2 separate regions of the Mus musculus genome follow, and region 2 is linked to region 1. The links are chromatin loops, found by intact Hi-C in ENCODE. Cell type or tissue: heart. All regions are shown on one strand.

The links. Hi-C counts contacts between places; a loop is a spot of excess contacts. Peaks named below come from ENCODE experiments on the same cell type or tissue, not always from the same donor. Only the 100,000 strongest peaks of a DNase experiment are listed, where the experiment ranks them.
Region 2: it touches region 1 in a loop (2.0-fold over the local background); 3 of 42 quality-filtered maps call a loop at or near these places.

The regions. Positions count from the first base shown.
Region 1 is chr17:32,217,989-32,225,988 of GRCm38, forward strand. It overlaps Brd4 (bromodomain containing 4), which reads right to left. Exons shown (of 20, transcript NM_020508.4): 4 at 7,588-7,725; 5 at 6,099-6,234; 6 at 3,885-4,177; 7 at 3,158-3,520; 8 at 2,173-2,301. Among named protein-coding and RNA genes, the nearest start is that of Ephx3, 33 kb to the left of the region's middle. In heart, a CTCF peak has its summit at 3,056 (motif pointing right); no DNase peak of the experiment used is centred here.
Region 2 is chr17:32,316,570-32,324,569 of GRCm38, forward strand. Akap8 (A kinase (PRKA) anchor protein 8) reads right to left here and starts at 4,669. Exons shown (of 14, transcript NM_019774.5): 1 at 4,516-4,669; 2 at 2,202-2,240; 3 at 1,277-1,309; 4 at 498-777; 5 at 1-98. The coding sequence starts at 4,534. Akap8l (A kinase (PRKA) anchor protein 8-like) reads right to left here. Exons shown (of 14, transcript NM_017476.2): 13 at 5,327-5,422; 14 at 4,855-5,216. The coding sequence ends at 4,923. In heart, CTCF peaks have their summits at 3,089 (motif pointing left), 4,269 and 5,035; a DNase peak (open chromatin) is centred at 4,712; H3K4me3 peaks cover 3,039 bases; H3K27ac peaks cover 2,518 bases.

The sequences.
Region 1 (8,000 bases):
ATCCTAATAAAAATGGTATGCTTGAACAGATTCACCCACTAAGAGGAGAAAGGTATACAAAAGAAAACTTTTAAACAAGACACCAAAATATAAAAGCAAACCCTTCCCCTTCAGAGTCCAGACTGTACAGAGGAAGAAGTAGTGGCAAGGCATGGGGGGGGGGGGGGGGGGGCGCACCAGACACAGTGGTTTTTCTTTCCCTTCTTTAATATTAATTCCTCAAGATAGTATTTTTCCTTGCTGGCAGGAAACTGAATTGAACTTTACAGTTTCTAAACCAGGGACAAAAATGGCCAAACACTACCCTAGGTTCTAAAAAACTGTGAGCAAAAGGAGGGGGTCCTCAGACCAAAGTCTGAAGGCACGCTGCCACTTGATGGTCCTGTTTAAAAAGTGCAGTCAGCTGAGTATGATGTAGACTATCTTTAATTCCAGTATTCAGAATGTAGAGGTAGAACTAGCCAGAGATAGACAACAAGAGTATAGTTCAAATACATTAACTAATAAATAAAATGTATCTTAAAAAATTGTAGCAAAATTTAAAAGCCTTAATTCCACATAAAGACTAGTGAAAGCAAACATAAATGGCGAAGGGGCTGCCTTTCTTATGAAGCTGAAGGACAGATAACACCAAACTGAAGAGGGAATGCTAAGTGACAAGTACAAGTCAGAAAAAAAAAAACAAAACTAAGGAAGATTTAAAAACACAAAAACTAACAAACAAACAAACAAAAAAACCACCCCGGGCGTGATGGTGCATGCCTTTAATCCCAACACTTGGGAGGTAGAGGCAGGCGGATTTCTGAGTTCGAGGCCAGCCTTGTCTACAGAGTGAGTTCCAGGACAGCCAGGGCTACACAGAGAAACCCTGTCTCAAAAAACCAAAAGAAAAAAAAAAACAAAAACACAAAAACCAACAATCACACACAAAAACCAAACCAAACCAACCAAACCAAACCAATGGTACTAGATGGTCTTGCAGGAGATTCAGGTTCTGTCCCGAGCACCATTAAGGAAGCTGGAAGCTTACAACTCCAGTCTAGAGGATCTGCTACCATCTTTTAAGACTCCATAACCACCAGACATCTCAGTCAAACCACCCATACAAATAAATGTAAAACAAACAAAATCAACCAATCAAGTGAAAAATTCCCAATAGTCTGATCGTGCATTTGAATTTTAAGAGCCAGGTCAACACTATCAAAGAGCAGTAGTCAATCCTATCAAGCTACCCTTGAATCTGACATGTTCTCTGAACTGAAGGAGAAAAGATGCTATCATGTGACACATTAGCAAAACTAACAAAATAGTATGGAGGCAGGGAATCACCAAAGTTCTAATGACAAAGACCAACGGGTCACCAACAGCTCTGCAAATCTCTGCCCTGGAAACCCTAGAGACTGCTATATAAGCAGACCCAAGGAAGCCTTGCGACCCACAACTAATATACCTGTGCTTCTTAGTAGCAGGTTGCTCAGCAGACCACTGACCTGAGAGCGGTAGCAACCTATGAACTAATGAAGAAATGGCTGGGAATTAAGATCTTATGTTTCCTTTAAAGGCAGGTCTGGGCATTATAGAGATGGCTCAATGGTTAAGAGCACTTGTACCTTATAGGTCTCTGTAAATTTTGGTATGTACTTTTCTTTAAAATAAAAGCTAGGCTGGTAAGATGGCTCAGGAAGTAAGAGCACCGACTTGAGTTCAAATCCCAGTAACTACGTGGTAGCTCACAACCATCTCTAATGAGATCTGGCACCTTCTTCTGGTGTGTCTAAAGACAGCTAGAGTGTACTTACATATAAAATAAGTAATAAATAAGTCTTAAAAAAAATAAAAGTCTCCTCCAGGTTGTTGAAGGGGCAGGGTGGGGAGTAGGGGTTGGGGGATACGAACAGGCAGACAGACAGAACCAGCCACTCACATTTAAGTTAATGACCCTAACTTAAAATGTATGTATGCATTAGGTAAGTTACATATGCTCAGCCTGATCTATGTTAAGAGTTCCAGAACAGCCAGGCCTACATAAGAGAGACCCTGTTCAAAAACAAACAAACAAACAAACAAACAAACAAAAACAAAATTTCCTCCAAGCCTCACTGCATTATTATGAGTGAAGTGACAGAATAAATACCTGACAAGGCAAGATCTGGCCTGACCTTGGAGCCTTACCTGGAGTTTTCGAGCCATGGCTACCACTTCATGGTCAGGGGGGTTGTACTTGTAGCAGTTGGAGAACATCAATCGGACATCAGCACCAAATTCCTGGGCATCTCTGTACTCTCGGGACTCTAGTTTAGACTGCAAATACAAAGTAGGCCTTAGACATTTCTGTTCCTGTGTCTGTCTGTCTCTCTCTCTCTCTCTCTCTCTCTCTCTCTCTCTCTCTCTCTCTCTCTCTCTCTCTCTCTCTCTCTCTCTCTGTGTGTGTGTGTGTGTGTGTGTGTAATACATTATTGATGGGAAACAAGGTAGCTTCTTAGTGGCTCTCAGTTTAATCCAGACTAGAATATGGATTATGGGGACAAAGAAGAACAACAGGCCATCACTCCGGTTCTCGGCATGAGACAGATACGGAGATATAGCTGCCAAGTCTTGGGGCTTAGAAATGATTTTAGACCCAGGCTTACCCTACTGAGGTCAGTGAAAAGTCTAAAGGGAAACTGAACGCACAGAATCCCAGAAGAGATTATGCCAGAACTGATGAGAAAATAAAACAAGTTCTCATCTTGCATGTGCTTGTACTGAAGGTACAGAAAGGAATCTCCTGTTTGAGCAATGTTATTCTACTTCCAGGAGGAAAATTATAAAAGTCCTTAAATAAAATACTTTGGTGATGATGTTGGTAGATAGTGCTGTGTCTTCTACAGATCAAACAGCAAAGCCTTTCTTGCCAATCACACTGAGCCCAGAGGACCCAGTCTCCTAGACCATCTGGCAGGTGCAAAGAAGTACAGGGGCATTGAGAGAGCTCGAGTATGCATCTTACATCTCCTTACACCAAGGAAATAGGCAGAGTCATCACCTGAAACCAAGTATACTAGGTTAGTGTTCACTTATTTCAACAATGAACCTGCAGGGGGCACCCAGAACGTTGTTGGATTAGTCTAGGAGAAATCCTGTCTCTGACCATCATCCCAGGGACCTGGTAGCTAACCTTGATTGTGCTCATGTCCATGGGATGTTTGATGATGTCACAGTAGTCGTGCAGACCCAGTGCCTCCACATCCACAGGCTTGTAGAAAGGCCAGGCATAGGCAGCATGTTTCTTGGCAAACATCTCCTTGAGGATGCCACTGCAGCACTTTAGCTGCTCAGAGATCTTGCTGCTCTTCTCTGGCCCTGGGTGCTGCTGTGAGTCCGGTACATCCTTCTTTGGAGGCTTCACAGGTCTGCTGCTCTCCCGCCGAGGACCCAGCTTGGCGGTCTTGGGCTCTGGGGCCAGTGAGGGTGGCTCATGAATGGGGTCGATGGTGGTAGGGGTGGTGGTATCTGCTTTCCTCTTCACCCCTTTCTTTGTCTGCCATGAGCACAGACACAAAAGTCTCAATCAGAGGCTCTGGCTGGTACAGCTGCCCTTCAGGATCACCTCTGAAACCAAGCCCTGACCGGGATCCCAATACTCAGGACAAGCCCAAAGGTATAACTGCACTGAGACCCTGTCACACCACTGTTTTCCACAGCTGGACTAGAACCAGCCAGCAACAGGAGAAAAGCACAAAACTCAATAGAGTATTTACTCCCTTAGAGGCCACAGAACCTGCTGAAGAGGTTTACTGCTTACTACCTGGGCCTTGAGCTACACAGCCCATAGAAGAAACAACTAAGAGAGCCTGCAAGTCCGTCTCTGGTGGCAGCAATCCACCAGGGCCCAGGATGCTCACCTTCACAGGCTGGGGGGTGGTCGCAATGATGGGCGGGTGACTCTGCACAGGCTGTGGAACTGGAGCAGGTGGGGGTGGTGGCTGGGGGGGTACCGGTGAAGGAGTCTGAAGTGGCTGAGGGGGCACCATTGTCATGACAGGAGGCTGGGCAATGAGGTCTGGGGTGACAGCAGGAAAGGGGTGAGTTGTGGCCTGCACAGGTGGAGGAGGGTTCTGCTGAGGCGTCTGGGTCTGCGGAGAAGTTGATGCTTGAGTTGTGTTTGGTACCGTGGATACACCAGGCTTTGCTGCCCCTACCAATCATAAAAAATAGTAAATTTAAAAGCTATGTTAGCACACCCTGACAAAACACCCACATATACTTGTGTACTACATTTGTTTAGTGTTAAGACCATCTGGAACACTTCAGGTATCACTGTGCACCAAACTTATTCCTGTGTCCCCAGGGAAGTGGTATCATTTCCTGAGGTGTCCTGGTGGCAACTCCTCACTCAGATACAGACTGAGATAAGAAGGGAAGCCCAGGCTAAAAGAGTGGGAAACCTATACACTGTGTTATCACCAGTGCTGCACATGGAAATCAGAAAAATGTTCCTTGGGGAATGCAGACAGCTGCCCTCACTTCCTTCCGAGTGCTTTTGACAGATCTGGCAGCAGTCGACCTTGCAAGCTTTCTGAAAAGTAGGATGGTCTCAACTCTCAGAGCCACTAGGGACTAGTGGACAATTGTAGCCATCTGTGACTACTCAGCTTGTTTCCCTGTAGCTGCATTCTAACTTCCAACACAAAGTAGTCACATGGCACACCAAATCAGAAATTAAAAACAAAGGATTATAACTACAGCCCAAACGTGAGCAGGTGAACCAGGGACCGTATCCTGTACTATGATTTGCATTCAGATGGAATGACAGCAAGTCTTTAAAGCCTGCGATCTCAGCAGTGAGGAGGCCAAGTTGCAAGGATTAAGGTTTTAGGGCCAGCTTGGGCTATGTCAATAAAAAATTCTACCTCAGGAAGGAGACAGACAGACAGACAGACAGGAAAGCAAAAGCATTATCTATCTGTAGGCTGTCCTAGAGCGCTTTCCAGGAATCATATGAGGAGGAAGGGGGAGGTTCTACTGAGTTTCCCAATTTTCTTTCTAGCCTGAGATTCCCGTGCCTGCTGCAGTCAAATCATCAAAACTGTTAGTCCCAGAAAGTGAGGAGTAGGCTCTGCATGTTATGGATAAGGAATGTGATTTAATCCATGTACCTGCCAAAAGTTTTGAGTAGTAGTGAATATATGTAATAACAAGACTCAAGAAGCATGAAGACTTTGAGTCTGAATTAACAAAGGGAAGGAGAGGGAAGGAAAAAGAAGGAAGGAGGGAGAGAAGAGAGTGGAAGGGAGAGGGAGAGGAAGAGGAGAAAGGAGTGGGAACATACATGTGAATGACTGTCTTTCTTTGGTAATTCCAAAAGCTACTCTGGATTTAGCGGGCCCCTGTGCCTTTGCCACTTTAGAGCAAGGTGGGAGGCCAGGCTAAAAGCATGTCTTAAAAGAAGCAAATAACTAACAACCAGAAGCAACCTGAAAATTGTCACCCTTTTGCAGCTCAGAACTGTAAAGTACAGGACATAGTACCTGTTAATAGCAACTTTGCCAGATGGCTGCTTGAGTTTTGTTAGTAGTGGTACAGTTGGAAACTGGGAGGCAGGAAGAAGTTAGTAATTGGCTTTAGATGAGTGAGCACCAGAGGCAAACATGACTGGCATTAAGGGAATTTAGATGATAAACCTTAAAGATTGGGAAACTAGTTACAACGGCTTCTGTCAGAATAATTTCTTTATTCTAAAATGGAAAAGCAGGACCAGGGCATGAAGCTCAATGGTGAAATACTTGCTGGATTTGAGGTTTAGCACCATAAAACAAATAATAAATAATAAAATTGAGAGAAAAGCGAGAAACAGCTACAGCACCAAAGGTGAAGAATCAAATGTCAAAGCCATGCTTTCTTTTATATCTAAGTTTATCAACTACTCAGGGCCCAGTGACTTTTGCCAAGGAGAAACTTCAGATCCATGGGACTTCCTAGGAGCATAGATGATATTAAAGTCCACTCTGTTCAAATATCAGCAATGAAATATTTGCTGTCACCACCTAACTCCCTGTAATCCCTAGCACTCTGATAAACTTGGAAAATAGGCAACGATGAGGGAGAAACACAACTACCTGTTTCTTTCCTCCCTCGTCCTCTTCCTTTTGCCTGGACTATCATGATCTCAGTTTCTTCTGTAGGCAGTTCATTGATTTTTTGCAAGAAGAGCTTCTCCAGAGCTTCTGCCATTAAGACGATGTCATCTCCAGGCTGGATGAGGAAACAGGTGGGGTAGAGCTGGAAGGCCTTTTCTTCCCATCTCTGTGGACGGGACACCAGGGCCACCCCCATGCTCCAATACATGGAGCATTGTACCCAGGCTCCTTTCATGATTTATGGACTCCAGGGGGCTACAATCTTTATGCTACCAGGTATTCCTAAACAAGATCTGGACTCCAGGGGCCATAATGGTTATGCTATTTGGTATTCCTAAGAAGACCTATCCACCTGAATCTCCTTTCAGTTTTAAGCTCCAAGAAACCATCCTTGTGCCTTATGTACCTACCAGCTTAATTTCCTAACGGGAGGCCCTCCTTTACTTTGGGATTTCTTCAGATACAACTCAAATGAATTCACTAGAACTACTCAAATTACACAGCATTTTTTCTGGTGATGAATATTTTTTAGGGTTCCAACAGTGCTCCCTAATGTACCCCAATGGCAGCTCAGTGAGGTTTGAACAAAGCCCTTATCACATTGCCTTATGAATCCCCACTCTGTCACCATGTCCAGAACATGCTGTCCCCGTTCAGCTCTAAACTGAGGGCCTAGTCTGTACATTTTAATTTCCACCTAAGTGGTGAGAACTAAGGCTTTACAAAACACAGTAAACTTCAAGAAACTCACCTACCCATCTCTTCTGGGCAATTTTACCCACTACACGAGCAGAGGTCAAAAGCTGAGTTCTGTATAGTGTCTCCCTCCAGAGTCGTTCTATTTGAAAGGGTTGGTTTTAATCACATCTGTGGTCTGAACTGTAAACAAATGATCTGGCTTCATGGCACAGCCGAGCCGAAAGGTTTGGCTACGGGGTTAGGAAGTGGCCCGTGGGTCTATATGTAAGACCAGGAGGACACTGGATTTTATGGCCATGTCCACAGTTCCAGGAGACTGTGACCCACAGAACAGCTGGGGTCTGCAGCTAGCCCCACTGTACCCTCTCACATCAAGGTTTGTGCCTGAGCACACCTCTGCAAAACTCTAAGTTGTGCAGGCTCTTTTACCTGAAAATTTACACCATCCCAAAGGACCACCTGGTGTCATCTGTCCTCATATGTTCTGTACTAGACATGCTCAAGAACTAAAATAAAAACCCCAAGGGTACTCGAGGCAGATGCTTCAGGCTAACAAGGATAACAATGCCCTCCTCCCCACAAAAGAAACACCCAATCCTATGCACAATTATAGGTCCCATTATCCTACTTCTGGGAGTCTCTTGCTATCATCCTTACACAGCCCAGCTATCCCAGCAACCCTGTCCTTGGGCTCCTTAGAAGTATCCCTATTTTTACTCCCCCTCCTTCCCAAGCAGGGAAACTGGACCTCTGCCCCCCAACATCTCACCTTGTTATAGATGTAACAATTTGTAAACATAGTGTTGAAGTCCTGGATACATTCCTGAGCATTCCAGTAATAGTTGTTTTCCAAGCGCTTCTTTATTGTTCCCATATCCATGGGTGTTTTAATAATCTTATAGTAATCCTGAGGAGCAAAGAAATCAAAGGCCACTGTTACTTAACTCCACAGCCAAAGACGTTCCCGTGGTGTCAGTGAGGAACTGACTGTAAAGTAAGTAAAGAAAGGACAGATTCCTAAGTGCTAGATGGAAATTCACATGCTAACAGGTTGTATTCACAAGGGGGAAAAATAAATATTTTCTTTTTAAATAAAACAAAAAAAAAAGGATAATTTATTGTATGCACAATGTATTTTGATCAAAATCTGCCCTCATCCCCCAATCCCCTCATCTAGGCCTC
Region 2 (8,000 bases), 99 kb after region 1:
CAAAGTCATAATCATAACCGTAGCCGGGGCGGTAGGGATTATGCTCAGGTATACAGGGCCTGGCGTCGTAGGACTCGTATGGCTGGAAGCGGAAGGAGCTGCAAAGGAAGTATACAGCCCATTAGGAGCAGCCTAAGCCATCCAGGCTACCCAATAATCTGCCCTCAGCCTAACTTTACACTAAGTTGGACCTCTTACATTCAGAACAAGAAACCAACCCACCCAGTCAGTATCTACCTAAATGCCCAGAAGGCAAACTAGCCTAAGAACACTCATTCAAACACTGCTAACAAAGAAAGAGCATGAAGCCCTTGCCAGAACAAAGAATCTTAGGCTCATTGGCCAGCAGTTTAGGAAACCTTCAGTGAAGCCCACCCCACAGGGTCCAACTCCAGCCTAAAGGAGGAACAGGAAAGAGGGCTTTCTAAAAGAGCTGGTACCCACTCCCGTGATTCCAGAAAGGGATTCCATGAGCAAAGGTTGAAGGCCATAATCACCTGTCTCGGTCCTGCACGCCCTCCCCACCGCTGCTGATCCCACCCCTGCCTCCTTCCTTAGACAACATGTCCAAACGTTGATTGATCTTGGCAATGAGCGAGTCTGAGTTGTCGGTACATGGCTCTGGGGCAAAAGACGCCACATGCATGGCAGGGCTCCCAGCTGCCAGGCCACCATCATTGGTCTTGGTGGCCTCCCATGAGGCTGGGCCGTAACTATAGGGTGTTCCTGCAGGGACACTGGTGTTCTGGGCATTGTAGTAGTTGTAGTTTTCATAACCTATCAGGAGAAAGAAGAACCATGTTAGGCCTGAGCACATGAGGCTAGCCATGACATTCTTGTCTGCAGGAGCACTCTCTGCCCACCAAGAAGGAAAAAGTTATGGAACTAAGCATTACCAACATCATACCACAATACACATGTGATCAAGACCAGAGAGACAGGTGGCCACAGATTGTAGTAGCAGGTTTTCTTTAAGAGACAGAAGGACTTGTTTCCTAATCAAAGATGGCCAAGAACCTCAGAATAGCAATTCCAGGTACTAACAAAGACATTTGAAAAGTGTTCCTGCACTATATCCACAATCCCTCTCAAACAAGTTCAAACTCCCCTTCAGGTCAGCCTAGCTCTGATACGCCTCAGGGCCCAGCAGCCTTATTCTCCGGGCTATCGACAGAGCCATGTGCACAGCCAGGATGGGGGAGTGGGGACCTGTACCTCTGGATGGCTGTTTAAAGACTCACTTGCCCACCTCAAGGTCCCTTTCAGAAGGTCTTACCTTGCCAGCTGGTCATACCACTTCCATATGTACCTTAGGAAAAACAAAAACACATAAGCACTTCAATACCAGTTATTACCTAAGGACAGCTGCCACCTCATTGCACCACAAGGTGGGGTGTGACTGGTTGTGTCAGTGGTCCTTAGCATGCTCACGTTTTACAGAACAGGTACAAAGCACCAATAATATTTCTCTCCCAGGCAGGCCTGACTTCTCCCATGAAAGCTTAGAAAAGAAAGGTACACAGCAATCCCCAAGATGGTGGTCTACACTACAGTACTAACTGAGAGGACAGGCTGCACTGGACCTTAGAAAATCCCCTGCATAAATAAGCTCAGTTCTCACCAAACCTAGTTATTCCCAACCATACCTAAGGCATCAGTGGGAGTGGGAGGAAATCACATTCTCAACTGAATAAGAACATATTATGTGGCAGAGGTGTCTGGAAGACCTTTTCACGGGGCACACAAAAAAGTGGCTTGCCTCCAATGGTGCTAGGGACTTGGCCTGGGACAGGTTCTAGACTCAGAAAATAAGGGTGAACAAAAGCCTAGGCCACATCTAGCCTACTGTCTGTTTTTGTACTCTTGACTTAAAAACAGGTTTTATCTCTCTAAATGGTCACAAGAAAAGCACCCCAAGACAAACGTTCCACAATATGCTAAACATAATAGGAACGCACAGTTTGTGTATACAGACTAACAGGGGTGCATGGGTGCTACTGAGGCCTGTGGTGGCAGGTAGCAGAGTGACACAAGGAGCATTCTTCTTACTAATCAGCCTCCGCTCCCATGTAGTACTGTTTTTCCTTAAAAAGAAAAAAAAGGCAAAATGTCCCCTAGGGAAGACAGATGCTGGGCTCTACTACAAGGGGGCATGCAGTGGAGAAACCCACAAGCCAACCCATTAATCAGGAACCACTTACCCTGGGTGTTGGCAGGTCCAGCACTCCATGCCCCATAGCCTGTGAAAAGATCATGTGTCAAGATTCTGTCCTACCTCAAGGAAATAAGAGTTCTGATAACACCCAAAGAGTCTAAAGAAGTGTCAGCTTACAACGAGGGAACGTAAATGTGATCCAGCGCACCTCCTCCAGCCTTTAAGAACTATCTCCACCCACAAATGCAAGCAAACCATCATACCTTACCTGGCTGAGCTGACATCAAAGCAAAAAAAAAAAAAAAAAAAAAAAAAAAAAGGGGGGGGGGGTGGCGGGAGGGAGGGAACCAAGTTTAGAGGACACAAAACACAGCATTAGGTCACAGTGCCCACTGTACTGGCCTAGCCGCCACATAAGCGGGAAAGCTCAGAGTGCTGCCAGTTATGCCACGAAACTGGGAAACAAGCTAGAAATTCGGTGACATAAACGTTAGGCTTTGCTTCCATGTAACTAAACACTCAACACCCCAGCTTTCAAGCCTCCCTCTGACCTTCTAAGTCACCCCCTACAACACTCCTTTGAACAGAAAGGGAATACATTCTCTTCATTTGTGTTTTTGGAGCCTAGCATATAGTCCGATACAGTGGCACAGTCCCAGGCTGTCGAATGACTTCACTTTGACAGTGTTAATGGTTAGTTCCCTTTCCAGAATATCCCAAAAGCCCCACTGTAACACAGTCCCTTAAATGTGCTGACAGGCACTCAGTACGGCCATACCTAACTGCTACTTAGAAACCAGGGAGGGGCTGGCCAGATGGTTCAGTGGTTAATCGCGCTGACTGCTCTTCCGAAGGTCCCGAGTTCAAATCCCAGCAACCACATGGTGGCTCACAACCATCCCTAACGAAATCTGATGCCCTCTTCTGGAATGTCTGAAAACAGCTACAGTGTACTTACATATAATAAATAAATCTTAAAAAAAAAAGATTCTTTTTCTTCTTCTTCTTCTTCTTCTTTTTTTTTTTTTTTTTTTTGGTTTTTTGAGACAGGGTTTCTCTGTAGCCCTAGCTGTCCTGGAACTCACTTTGTAGACCAGGCTGGCCTCAAACTCAGAAATCTGCCTGCTTCTGCCTCCCAAGTGCTTGGATTAAAGGCATTCGCCACCACGCCCGGCTAAAAAAATTCTTAGTTAAAAAAACAAAAAAACCAGGAAGGCTGCAAATACCCTAACTGTATCTGTAAAATTATTGGCTGGTAGAAAGTGGGAGTCACCATGAAGTTCCCTAGACCAAAGAAGTATAGCAGGGTTGTGACAGGTATCTATCTGGTGGAAAGGCTAAGAATGGAAGACATAGATCTAGGATCCCAAAGGCAAAGAGCACTAGGCTGATACCCAAGCACACGTGTTCATCACACCTCAGGCCTCTCTGGCAAGTCCAATTCTAGGGATCTTGTTACTCTGCTGCCTCTCAAGATCCCTTCCTTAGCCGCCAGAAGCCACTAACCACTCCCTGTGCCCACTTCCAACCCCATTCCACATGTTCCAACTATCTCCTGCGGGTAAATCTCCGTACAGAGTCAAGGCCTCCCAGGAGATTAAAAGCAGATAGCTCGAGAACCGACGCCTAATTACGAAAAGTTGCTGACATTTAGGTTAGGAAAGGCAACGTTCCCGCTTCCGCAGACCCCCGTAATGTTACAGTCCAGAATCCCAGCCCCTCAGGCAGCACACCTCCCACGAGCACCTCACGCCGCGTACACTGCAGAGACCCAGCCAGGTTTTCCCAAAAAGCTGCACCGGGTGTAGCCGCAGTGCACAGCTGGGCCGATCGCGCGCTGCCCGTAAGCCTTCAGAAAAGCGAGCCCGGGGACACGAGCTCTCAAGGACGACCTGCGGAGGATGAGCTGAGACTCTCTCCTCGCTACGGCCGCCGCAACCCAGCCGGACCTCAACCCCCTCCACCCCCCGCTTCCTCAGCGTTCGCTTTAGCCCCGCCCCTGGAGCCGCCATTTTGTGGCGTCTTCGGAAGAGAAGGCGGGACTGAGACCGCTCGGGTCCTGGGGTCCCGCAGCGATGAGAGCCACTCGGCTTGCACAGTGAAAGCGGTCCAGAACGCATCCAGAAACCGGCCACAGCGTCGGCCTTCGCGCCTCATCCGCACCCCCCGCCCCGAGTCCTACCGGCCAATCCACGCGCGGCGCTTCGGGAACGATTGCGCAGAGGCCCAATAAGGGAAGCGCGCGCGTCCGGGACAACTCCACACAGAACCGGGCTGCGGCAAGTGCGTTCCGGCTGCAGGCTAAGCCCGAATACCACATGCGCCAGGGTCTCCCGTGGTGAAGAAGAGCCCACACTAACCTCCGTAGCCTTGCTCCATGTCTGCGACGCGACCCGCCAGCAGATCCTTGTCTTAGATTCGCTCAGAACGCATGCGTTCAACGTGCTGTCTGCTACTGGAAGACGAAGAGCGTACGTCTCTTTCTGGGCGCTACCATTGGTTGCTCAAATGGGCCCGCCCCCGCCGATCCGCCCAGCCTTCCGGGTTGCAAATCTACAGCATCTCGGGAGTTGTGCCTCAAGGGTAAGCTAGTGCGCAAGAGCGTCCAGGTCCGCGCACGCGTGAGCGGTTCTAGCGCGTTTACCCGCGCGCAGGCGCACTTCTAGGGGCCCGCCCTCACCACAGCACAAACGAAGACCTCAGATGGGAAAGCACTTTATTAGGCTGGACTTCCAGCCTCGGCCACGGGAGCCCTGCCGGGTAAGGGTTATGGACCCCCACCGCCCTCCTCGTCGTCTTCCATGTCGAGGCCCGGGATCCCGCGGATCTGACACTGCAGCGCTCCGCCCAGCAAGGGTACAGGGCTCTCCTCCTCTTCTGGTGGTGGCGGAGGTGGCGGTGTTGTAGTCCCTGGGGCGGGCTCCAGGGGCACGGGGGGCTGTGCCGGCACGCCCTCTGTGAGCTCTGTCGCTTCGCTTGGTGCCCCTTCATCCAGAGCGCCAGCCTCCACCTCGTCTTGTTCCTTTTCCTCCTCTGGGTTGTCAGTGAAAGGATTCTCGCCCTGTAGAGATGGATAGAGACTTTAATGGGAGGTAGGAATCACTGGGATAGAATGGGGACCAGGCTCACACAAAGGTCAGGACTAGGACAGTGCTTTCGCCTTTGCCTCACCTTCAGATATCGCTCCAGCTTCTTGCTAATGAGCTTGTTGTTGAGAATACTGCGGGCCACCATAAGCGAGGACTTCTTGGACTGCTCCATCATAAGCTATGGGCAGGGCAGACAGGGCTGGTGAGGCTGCTCTAGGAATCCAACAAACCCAGCTGAGGTTCAGATTCACCAATAACTAGTCCTAGTGTCTGTAAGTGACCTTGGGCGTAATTCCAGTCAGTCTGGACAGGCATGCAAGGAACTAGGATTCGATCTGATCACCCACACCTTATTTGCTGTTTGAAACCTGATCTGCTTACATAGAAACTATAGTAAGTACTGGACTTAGTGGCACAGGCCATGTAACTCCAGGACATTAAAGTGGAAGGCCTACCTGGACTACAGAGTTTAACGGTTTACATGGTTTGACTATGTCTCAGAAAATAAAAGACGGCTGGGAGCTAGAGAGATGGCTCAGCGTAAAGGACTTGTTAGTATTTCAAAGACTCAGGTTCATTTTCTGCCACCTACAAGGTGGCTGACAACAATCTCTAATCTAGTTCCCAGGAATATGAAGCCCTCTTCTGGTTACCACAGGCACCAGGCATGTGAATAGTGAGCATATGTGCAGGCAAAACATACAAGAAAATAAAAAATAAAAAAATAAAACGTAAAAAGGGGGAGGGGGCCAGCTGGAGATAATATAATAATTTGATGATAGAGTGCTTTCTTAGTATTCTTAAAGCCTTAGTTAGGTTCAATCCCCATATATATACACACACACCAGATGTAATAAAACTTATTAAAAGTAAAACGTAGGGCTGGGCTTGGTGGCCCATATCGTTAATCCCAGCACTTGGGCGGCTGAGGTAGGAGGGCAGATCTTCCTGAGTTCAAAGCCAGCCTGGTCTCAGAGCAAGTTCCAGGACACAGAAAAACCTTCACTGCCACCCCCCTCCCCTCAATTCCAGTGACAACAAAAAAAGTAAAATGTAAAAACAATAAAGGGTCTGGCAAGATGACTCTGGGTAAAAGCACAGCTTGGCAAATTGAACCCAATTCTAAGGTCACATACAATAAAGGAGAGAACCAACTCCTGCAAGTTGTCCTCTGACTTCTACACACATGCTACCTCCCGCCCTCCCACAGATACACAGACATACACATGCAGTCACCTAGGAGCAAATTGTTTAGAACCAGTAAAGAGGGTATAAAAACAGCCCTAGCAATGCACACCTGTAAGCCCATCACTTAAGAGGAAGAGAGGACTGCTGCAAATTCAAGGCCACTCTGACCTATAGAGTGAATTCCAGGACAGCTTGGACTACATAAGACTGCCAAAACAAAATGAGAATATAGATGAAACTATATTTAAATATTGTGCATCATTTTAACTCACAGGATTTGGATATGAAGAAATAATGGTAAAACTGAAAAGAGACACTTCTCTACTGGTGGAGCAACTGGTTATAGACTTGAAAAGCTATTTGATGGAATACACAAGAAATACAAATTTGCCTCAGTAATTCCTATCCCAAAGTTTTTTTTTTTAGTTTTTTTGTTTGTTTTTCTTCTTTCGAGACAGGGTTTCTCTGTGTAGCCTTGGCTGTCCTGGAACTCACAGGCTGGCCTTGAACTCAGAAATCCGCCTGCCTCTGACTCCCAAGTGCTGGGATTAAAGGCGTGCGCCACCACCCCCGGGCTCCTATCCCAAAGTTTAAGAACTAGAAATAGACCGGCTCCGCGGATCAGGGCCTCTGGCAGAATAGAAGACATTTATTCGATTCAGTGGGAAGCCTGGGCCTTTTGTTTTGTTTTGTTGAGACAAGGTCTTGCTATGGTAGCGTAGGAGGTTCTGGGACTTGTTTGGTTGTTTTGGAATTATTTTTTGTTTGAGATATTTTGTAGGCAAGGCTGGCCTGATCTCACTATGTAGTCCATGCTGGTCTCTCAGATTTGTGGCAATTTTCCTGCCTCAGCCTTCCAGGAACATTAGACTATGCCTGGTTTATAAACTGGCTCTGAACTTGGGATCCTCTTGATCTCCTAATGCTGGAATTGTAGATCTGTACTATCATATCTGAGTCATTCTGTCTGGAATCAACATGCTCGGTCATTTCTTCAGTCATAGGAGTACAGACATGATTATGAAACCAAAGAAAGAATGAAAGGGAATTGGTTCTCTCTCTCCAGCATGAGTGTCCCAGAGCTCAAACAGGCTGCCAGGCTTAGCAACAAGTAACTTTACCCACTGAGCACCTCACTAGACCTCACAGTTTTCCTTATATATTTTTTTCTATTACTAGGCTGAGTATACTCAAGTAGCAGATTAAGGTAAAGAATTAGAACACTACTACAGTTCCTCAGTAATTTTCACTGGCCGACACTGTCCTTTCTTACCCCTCTGTGTGTCCAGAAGTGGAATATAAACAGCTGTTTCCAGTTTTGGTCATAATGACCAAACATGAGAAATAATTAAAAACAAAACCCAGTGTTCCTACTTTCAGGTTGGTGTCATTGCTTAATTATCCAGTGCTTCCTTGACCTTGATCCAATAGTGACTTACACTATGGTGCCAACATTAAAACAACCAACTATACAGCACTCAGGCAGAAAATAGAGAGCCTGACCTGGTCAGTTAGCATACATATATAGTAATAGCTACTACAGAAGCAGAGGCAGAAAGATCAGGTGA